Linked DNA regions of Homo sapiens: region 1 is linked to region 2. A link is an interaction called in ENCODE POLR2A ChIA-PET data of the cell type or tissue named here. Cell type or tissue: A673. All regions are shown on one strand. Links, peaks and the distances in the headings refer to the core of each region. The heading gives the core; the rest is flanking DNA.

Region 1 (4,379 bases), core at 229-4,228, 64 kb before region 2:
ACCAAAATTTGACATTTCCTTCAGTGATGAATGTATGACATAACTAAAATAACTAAAATGACTCAAATCATGCTGCGATTGTTGCAGATATCTTTTTTTGGAAACGGAGTCTTGCCCTGTCGCCTAGGCTGGAGTGCAGTGGCGCCATCTCGGCTCACTGCAACCTCTGCCTCCCGGGTTTAAGCGATTCTCCTGTCTCAGCCTCCCAAGGAGCTGGGACTATAGGCGCACGCCACCACGTCTGGCTTATTTTTGTATTTTTAGTAGAGACGGGATTTCACCATGTTGGCCAGGATGGTCTTGATCTCCTGACCTCATGGTCGGCCCACCTCGGCCTCCCAGAGTGCTGGGGTTACAGACGTGAGCCACCACGCCCAGCCAGCCAGGCTGGTCTTAAACTCCTGATCTCAAGTAATCCACCTGCCTCGGCCTCCAAAGTGCTGGAATTATAGGCGTCAGCCACTGCAGCTGGCCACAGATATCTCAAAATACTGTTTCTGTTCATCACAAACACATGTATTGCATGTACCAGAACTTTTGTGATGCATTAATATGTATAATTAATATGCATTAATGTGTACAAGTATAAAAAATATATGCAGGGGCAGGGTGTGGTAGCTCATGCTGTAATCCCAGTGCTTTGGGAGGCTGCGGAAATAAGATTGCTTGAGTCCAGGAATTCAAGACCAGCGTGGGCAACATGGGGAGCCCCTGTGTCTCTACAAAAAATTTAAAAATTAGCTAGGCATGGTGGTGCGTGCCTGTAGTCCCAGATACTTAGGCGGCTGAGGCAGGAGGATTGCTTGAGGCCAGGAGTTCCAGGCTGCAGTGAGCCATGATTGTGCCACTGCACTCCAGCCTGGGCAACAGAGCAAGACCTTGTCTCAAAAAAGAAATTAAGAAAGAAAGCAAGACAAGAAAAAAAAAAATATATATATATATATATATGCAAACTCATATACATTTATTATTGTATTGCAGTGTAATTGGTTCTCTTTATAATCCTATATACTTTATTTTAAAAAACACTTTTCAGAAGGGGTCCTTAGACTTCATCAGTGCCAAGTGGGGCCCGGGTCAATCACGGTGACCATGGTCACAGCCAGGATGGGTGGATGTGGGGCAAGAGTTGCACGCTGGACACAAGGGCCGTGTGCCCCAGGGCTGCTGAAGGAGATGCTCTCCCCTTCCTCTGGATCCCCCGGGTGTAAGTGGGACGCCTGCCTCTGCCGCAGCGCCTGTCAGCTGACTTGCTCCTGTCCTGAGTCAGAGCTGAGAGGTGGAAGGACTCAGGACCAGGAGGCGCTGGGGCCTCTGAGTGCTGCCCCTGCACCTGCCCACCTCAGTCTTGTGAAACGTTCTGCTTCTTGATCATGGAGGCCCGTTTGAGGCAGAGGCTCTGTGACCTGCACACACCTCCCAGTAGAAGATACTGCAGAAACACTGAAACTGGAAAGAGGGAAAAAGTCACCCCACACAAAGGTCCTGTTTTTTGACCTAGGTGTAGGCTGCACGGGTGTGTTCATTATGTGAGCATTCACAGGGCAGTATATTGAAAATAGGCGTACTTTGATATATGTTTATTATCCTTCAATAAAAACAGACAAATGCTAGCAAAAAAAGAGCAGCTATCGTAATATTAATAAAAGACCCAAAGAAATAAAGACCAAAAACATGGGATGGGTAGAAACCTATATGATTTCCGCTACAACCCTCACAGAGATACGCCAGCTGGATGGGCTGCTTCTGTAACCGACCAGCTGCAAATGACAGAAAACTTCCCAGCGCACGGGTTTGTCTCACGCAGTGCAATGGAAGGGGGTAGTAGTCCAAGGTGAATGCAGCCACTGGTGACATCATCTCAGATAAGGGTTCTGTCTCTTGGTGGCTTTCGGCTTCTGTCCTCGTGGTTACAGGATGGTTGCCGCCCCCCTAGTTATGATATCCTGTTCCAGAAGAAGAAGGAAGAGCTGAGGCAACAGGCCATCCCCACAAAGCTTCTCTCTTTCTGCCTACATCTCCTTGGCCAGAACCAGGTTATGTGGACACCCCTATCTGTGAGGGAGACCAGGAATCTGGGCATTTCCCTTGAGTAGAGAAGAGGAAGGCAAAGAGAAGGGTGGGAGTAGGTGACAAGCCTCTTTCTACAGAGTCGGCCACACCAATTGTGAACTACTGTGGACCAACCAACATATCTTCAAAACAGAGCAAAAAATTATAGAAGTACACTATTAATAAATCCACATTTGGTCTCAGACATTGAGACACCAAGCGGACCCAAAGCAATTAGGGATATAATAGATTTGAAAAGCACAAATAGGCCGGGCGCGGTGGCTCACGCCTGTAATCCCAGCACTTTAGGAGGCCAAGGCGGGCGGATCATGAGGTCAGGAGATGGACACCATCCTGGCTAACAGGGTGAAACCCCGTCTCTACTAAAAAATACAAAAAAAAAAAAATTAGCTAGGCATGGTGGCAGGCGCCTGTAGTCCCAGCTACTCGGGAGGCTGAGGCAGGAGAATGGCGTGAACCCAGGAGGCAGAGCTTGCAGTGAGCCAAGATTGTCCCACTGCACTCCAGCCTGGGCTGCAGAGAGAGACTCCATCTCAAAAAAAAAAAAAAAGAGAAAAAAAGAAAAGAAAAAAAAGAAAAACAAATAACAAACTTGATCCAACAGATCTATATAATGGAACTTTATAATCAGTGAACAGAGACTATATTATTTTCACACATAAATCAGTCCCCAGAATTGATCATTTATTGGACCACAAAAGAAATCTCAGGTCGGGTGTGGTGGCTCACACCTGTAATTCCAGCACTTTGGGAGGCCACGGCTGATGGATCACCTGAGGTCAAGAGTTCGAGACCAGCCTGACCAACGTGGAGAAACCCCGTCTCTACTGAAAAGAAATACAAAATTAGCCAGGCTTGGTGGTGCATGCCTGTAATCCTAGCTACTCGGGAGGCTGAAGCAGAAGAATCGCTTGAATCCGGGAGGCGGAGGTTGCCGTGAGCCGAGATCGCGCCATTGCACTCCAGCCTGGGCAGCAAGAGTGAAACTCTGTCTCAAAAAAAAAAAAACAGATAAATCTCAATAGGTTACAAGCAGAAACCATACCGTTCACATTCTTTGACTATAATGAGATCACTTGGAAATTAAGAGTAAGAGCCAGGTGCAGTGGCTCACGCCTGTAATCTCTCCCAACACTTTGGGAGGGCGGGAGGACTGCTTGAGGCCAGGAGTTCAAGACCAGCCTGGTCGGCCGGGCGCGGTGGCTCACGCCTGTAATCCCAGCAATTTCGGAGGCAGAGGTGGGTGGATCACAAGGTCAGGAGATCGAGACCATCTTGGCTAACATGGTGAAACCCCATCTCTACTAAAAAACCAAAAAATTAGCCCAGTGCAGTGGTGGGCACCTGTAGTCCCAGCTACTTGGCAGGCTGAAGACAGAGAATCACTTGAACCCGGGAGGCGGAGCTTGCAGTGAGCCAAGATCACGCCACGGCACACCAGCCTGGGCGACAGAGCGAGATTCCATCTCAAAAAAAAAAAAAAAATTATTTGAGACCATGTGGGCCTGGTGGCGTTTTTTTGTTTTGTTTTGTTTTGTTTGATGCATGCGCCACCACGCCCAGCTAATTGTTTGTATTTTTATTTTTATTTTATTTTTTGAGATGGAGTCTCGCTCTGTCACCCAGGCTGGAGTGCAGTGACGCCATCTTGGCCCACTGCCAGCTCCACCTCCCGGGTTCACGCCACTCTCCTGCCTCAGCCTCCCGAGTAGCTGGGACTACAGGCGCCCGCCACCACACCCGGCTAATTTTTTGTATTTTTAGTAGAGACGGGGTTTCATCGTGTTAGCCAGGATGGTCTCGATCTCCTGACCTCGTGATCCGCCTGCCTCGGCCTCCCAAAGTGCTGGGATTACAGACGCGAGCCACCGCGCCCGGCCTGTTTGTATTTTTTTTTTTTTAAGACGGAGTTTCGCTGTGTTACCCAGGCTGGAGTGCAATGGCGTGATCTCGGCTCACTGTAACCTCCATCTCCCGGGTTCAAGTGATTCTCCTGCCTCAGCCTCCCAAGTAGCTGGGACTACAGGCATGCACCACCAAGCCCAGCTAACTTTTGTATTTTTAGTAGAGATGTGGTTTCACCATGTTGGCCAGGCTGGTCTCGATCTCCTGACCTCGTGATCCGCCCGCCTTGGCCTCCCAAAGTGCTGGGATTACAAGTTTGTTTGTATTTTTAATAGAGACGGGGTTTCATCATGTTGGCCAGGCTGGTCTCGATCTGTTGACCTCGTGATCTGCCCGCCTCGGCCTCCCAAAGTGCTGGGTTTACAGGCGAGAGTCACTGCGACTGGCCAATTATTTGTATT
Region 2 (4,379 bases), core at 315-4,314:
CCTCAGTCCCCACCATGGCTGCTCTGAGTCACTTGGCACAGAGCTCTCAGGGGAGGGAGACCGAGGAGGGACGCCATGGGGAGCGTCGGCCACCCCCCCCCCGCCCTAGCCAAAGGGCTAAATTTACCCTTTTAATAAGAACCAGACTTATATCCGATTTTCCTTTTCTTTTATTAGTTCTGGGCTGTCGGTGGCTGAGCCCATCCTGTCATCATCACCTCCGGGCCGTTTCCACGCTGATTGGGTTGGGTACACAGCAACCACAGAGTTTTCCTATTAAGGCCTGAGAGACGCTGCCTCTGGGCCAGCGCAGGCTTCTGGAAGGTTCTCCTGAGCCAGCCAAGGGGCTTCCCGGGTGACGTGCTCCTGTTCCTGGGCGGGCGCCCCTCCCACAGGCTGCTGCAGGTCCCGGGCTGAGCCCATGGCTGCATGCTCTTGGCCTTCCCTGCAGCCCCTCCCTCGCTGCCCCCACACTGCTTCCCATCCTTTCGCACCTCGTTTTTCTCTGTTACTCCTTTCTCCCTGTGCCCGCCTCAGTCTCCACTTGTCCAGCTGCCTTCGTGGAGCCACAGGTGGTGGGGAGGTTTGGTGGCCCCAGGGGGCCAAGGCACCCTCAGACACTTCCAGGCTGTGGGGGCAGAAGAGGCAACAGTAAGCAGGGCGGGCCCCGTGTCCACCAGGTGTGGAGGGAGCAGTGCTGGACAGACGGACATCTGGTGGCAGCAGGTGTGCAGTCGGGACAGAGCGCCGCCCCGAATCTGGACAGTTTGCGGGCCCTGGAGAGGGCTTCAGATTGGAGAGGGTTCCAGGACAGCCCGAGAAACATTGGGTCCTGCTTCTCCACCACAGAGGGGAGCTGGGCCTGGCCACGTGACCTGTTGGCTGCCCGCCAGAATCTACAAGACTCCCAAGGGCCACTTTAGGGTCTGGGGTCTCACTGCCCCAGGAGACGCAGCTCAGAACTGAGCAGCTGTGCCGGGTCAGGGTCTGGTTCCCATGCAGCAGTGGGCTGGGGGGCTGGAGCTGCAACTTGATGGAGATCTGAGGCCCCCCTCTACCACCAGTGGGCCGGGACATGCCCCGACCCAGGGCAGCTGTTCATCCCGGTGCCGCTTCAATGCCACCTTTTGCACAGCGGAGGCCAAGAGCCCTTGCCAAGGTTCAGGTCAGTAAGTGGATAAGTCTGGTGGAGGCCTGAGCCCTGGGAAGCAGCATCTTTGAGGACTTGCCCAGCTGTGTGGCTCCCATGCCCGAGAACAGAGTCTGCCAAGGTGCGCACACCCACAGACGTGTGTGTGTGTACGTGTGTGTACGTGTGTGTGTACGTGTGTGCGTGTGTGTGTGTACGTGTGTGTGTGTGTGTGTGTGTAGCCACTCATCCCAGACATGTAGCACAGTCAGACCTTGTGTGTACACCCATAGTCACGTGCATATGCCCAGAGACAGGTTTGCACAGACACACCCCGTGAGTCACACACAGTCCCTCCCCTGCCTCTGTGCAAGTGTGAGTGTGTGCAAGTGTGAGTGTGTGCAAGTGTGAGGTGCACCCCACATCTCGAGTCTGGACCACTAGTGATTGCAGCCAGGGTGGGGGAAGCATCACTGGGTTGTATCTGGGGGTTGAGCCTGCAAACACCTGCACACCCAGCATGCACCTGCCTGTCTCCCAGCCACATCTGCACACTGGGGTGGCATGTGGCTGGGCCTCTAGCCCCTGCCACAGCAGCTTCTGGTCTCCTGGTGCGGGCGGAGGTCCCAGAGTGGCCTCTCACCCCAGGCAGAGCCTGGTCTCCCCACCCCGTCCCTCATTCCTCTTTCTGGGCAGCCAAATGGTCAGATGCTACACCCCTGCCTCCAAGCAGGCTGCACCTCCCCTCTGCATCCACGCAGGAACCTGTGCAGGGCGGCTTCCTCCCCGCGCTTTCCCGGAATGAGGAATGTGGGGCAGGGCCAGCAGGGGGGCTGCTCCTCCTTCCTGCCTCCCCTCCCGTCCTGCACAGCTCCCTTGGGAGCCTGGCTCGTGGGAAGTGTGCTTGGGACCGCCCATCACTCCGTTCCCAGCCACTCCTGGTGTCCCCCGCCTGGGCGGGCCCTGTGGGGAGCGGGGAAGGTGTGGAGCGGAAGCCAGTGCCGAGGGAAGAGGGGAGCCTGAGTGGGTGTGGGTCGGGGGTGGGAGCTGACGCAGGCGGCGGGTGCAGCCGCCAGACTCGGAGCCGGGGAGGCCCATGCCAGCAGCCCGGCAGCTGGGCTTCCGGAAGCAGCGGGAGCCGGGAGCCTGGGAAGGGCCTCGCTGCTTCTCTGGAGCTGCCGCCATCTCAACGAGGCGTTTTTTTTTTTTTTTTTTTTTACAACCCATTTCACAGTTTCCAGAAAAGGAGGATGCTGTCTCGGCGGCTCACTTAACTCAAAACAAATGCTCGCTCTGCCGGCTCCGCGCCCGCCTCTCCCGGCTCCCGGGCCCTGCCGTCCTCTTGTTCCGTCTGCCTTCAGTCTGGTGCCACAGGGCGGAGCAGGGTCAGCCTGGCAGGAGAGTGGGGTGGGGCACAGTGGGCACCTGGCCATCCGATTGCCCAGGCCCAGCCTCTGCTGTGTGGGTCCTCGGGACCCTGGATGGGGGCTGCTGGCACGGCTGCTGGACCGACCCTTACAGAGGGAGTGGCTCTCCGGGGAGTCCTGGGCTCCAGGGCCCCAGCATGCTCTGTACCCCTCAGGCTGCCCAGCATGTGTTGCCCTTCTTAGCCATCCATGGCAAGGAGCCTGGAAGACAGGTTGGCAGGAGGCAGGCTAGTTCCCATCGGCTGTCCTGGCCACTTAGGGCCACCTCTGCTGTAAGCCCATGTGGCCAGCTCTCACCTACTGTGTGCCGGCCTCCCCACACAGCACCCCTGGGCCGGGGCCAGGCTCACTGGGCACCGAGACTCCAGCCCAGCTGTTGTGCAGCTGTTCCCCAGTCTTCCCGCTGCTGGGCCACCCTGGGACAGCAGGTCCAGGCACAGCCTGCCTCCTGGTCTAGTTGGCTGGACCTTGGGCTCCGGGTCAGACTGGCCTCCCAGGGATGGGGCTGTGCCCGAGGACCTGAGCCACCTGGGGGTGGCCACAGCCCTCCTGGTGTTGCTGTCTCCCGAAACCATTTCCTCAGCTAGCCGGCCGCCCAAGCCAGGCCTCTACAGCATCTTGGGCAGAGCTGAGGTGGCCCTGGAGCTGGGGCCAGAGCCCGGTCTGGATCTAGAGCTGCAAACCCGGCCTGGGCCGGCTGGGCAGTGGGGGCAGCCAACTGGAGGCCAGTGTGCAGTCCTCGGTGGCCCCGCTGACACCGCATCCCGCTTACTGTCCCTTCCCCAGGAACATCCTAAACTCATGCTGCCTCCTGTGATGAGAGCTGATGGGAAGCCTGGCAGAGCGGCCCCAGGCAGGCTCTGTGTGGGGCCAGGGTGCCCTGACCATGCACGCGGGTGGGGACAGGCCGTGTTCAGCCCCCAGCGGAGCACTTGGGGCTATGGGCCTGGACCAGCAACTTAGACTTGGTCATGCTCCATCTCTTACCAGCCCCATGGCGGGCCCACGACCGACCTTGGGAGCATGATGGCACTACGTCACATGAGTCTGAAGCCCCAGGTAGGGGAGGTGCCACTGCAGGCAGTGCCAGGATGGGGCACTTGGTCTGAGGAGGTCTAGGTCAAGACCCCCTCCCTGGCCCCCAGCTGCCTCCGCCTGGGCTGGTAACCACAGCACTTCCTTTGCCAAGAGGAAAGAGCCCTCAGCCCGGTTCCCGGCTGGCCTTGGCCCACACGGTCTGGCCCTGGCTGGAGCCCAGGCTACACTCGGCTCCCAGGCAGCTGAGGCACAGGCTCTGTCTGGGGTTGGCCACTGGTCGGCGGGGGGGCTGGGGAGGTGGCAGCCTGGTCTGCCCACGGCTCTGCTGGCCAGTCACGGTGCCATCCCCAAACACCGGGAGGCGGGGGTGACAGTAGAGGCGTGATGCTCTGTCCTGGGGTTTCCCGGGCTCCTCGGGAGCTGAGTGGGATAGGGAGGGCCTCAGGTGGCCGGCAGTCCCGTCCCCCACACTCGCAGGGGTCACCACAGTAGTGACCACCTGGCAGGGCCTGCAGAATCTGCTTCCAAGTTTCAAGCCAAGGCCAGGACAGTGGGGGAGAAATCCACGCCTTTAGAGTAAGCATCTGAGAGCCCCCAGCCGTGTGCAGGGCCCCTGCTCACGGGGCAAGGGGGATGCCGGGCAGAGGCTCTTCCCCTGCCTGGTCCCGTCTCCGAGGTGCTGGCCTGCTGAGCAGCCAGTGAGACGCCCTGGCAGCAGCTGCCGCCAGAGCCAGGATTTCCAGAAGCAAGAGGCCACCCCAGTCCCTTGGGGGGGATGGTAGGGT

The links. ChIA-PET counts read pairs that join two places held together with the same protein. Peaks named below come from ENCODE experiments on the same cell type or tissue, not always from the same donor. Only the 100,000 strongest peaks of a DNase experiment are listed, where the experiment ranks them.
Region 1: POLR2A ChIA-PET joins it to region 2 with 5 read pairs; 10 of 35 experiments call an interaction of 5 or more read pairs at or near these places.

Annotation. Positions count from the first base shown.
Region 1 is chr17:81,353,252-81,357,630 of GRCh38, forward strand. No RefSeq gene overlaps it. Among named protein-coding and RNA genes, the nearest start is that of RENO1, 9.4 kb to the left of the region's middle. In A673, for the core only: no CTCF peak of the experiment used is centred there; no DNase peak of the experiment used is centred there.
Region 2 is chr17:81,417,464-81,421,842 of GRCh38, forward strand. All of the region lies in intron 2 of BAHCC1 (BAH domain and coiled-coil containing 1), which reads left to right. Among named protein-coding and RNA genes, the nearest start is that of MIR4740, 19 kb to the left of the region's middle. RefSeq lists an enhancer at 1-342. In A673, for the core only: no CTCF peak of the experiment used is centred there; DNase peaks (open chromatin) are centred at 1,358 and 2,118; H3K4me3 peaks cover 618 bases; H3K27ac peaks cover 4,000 bases.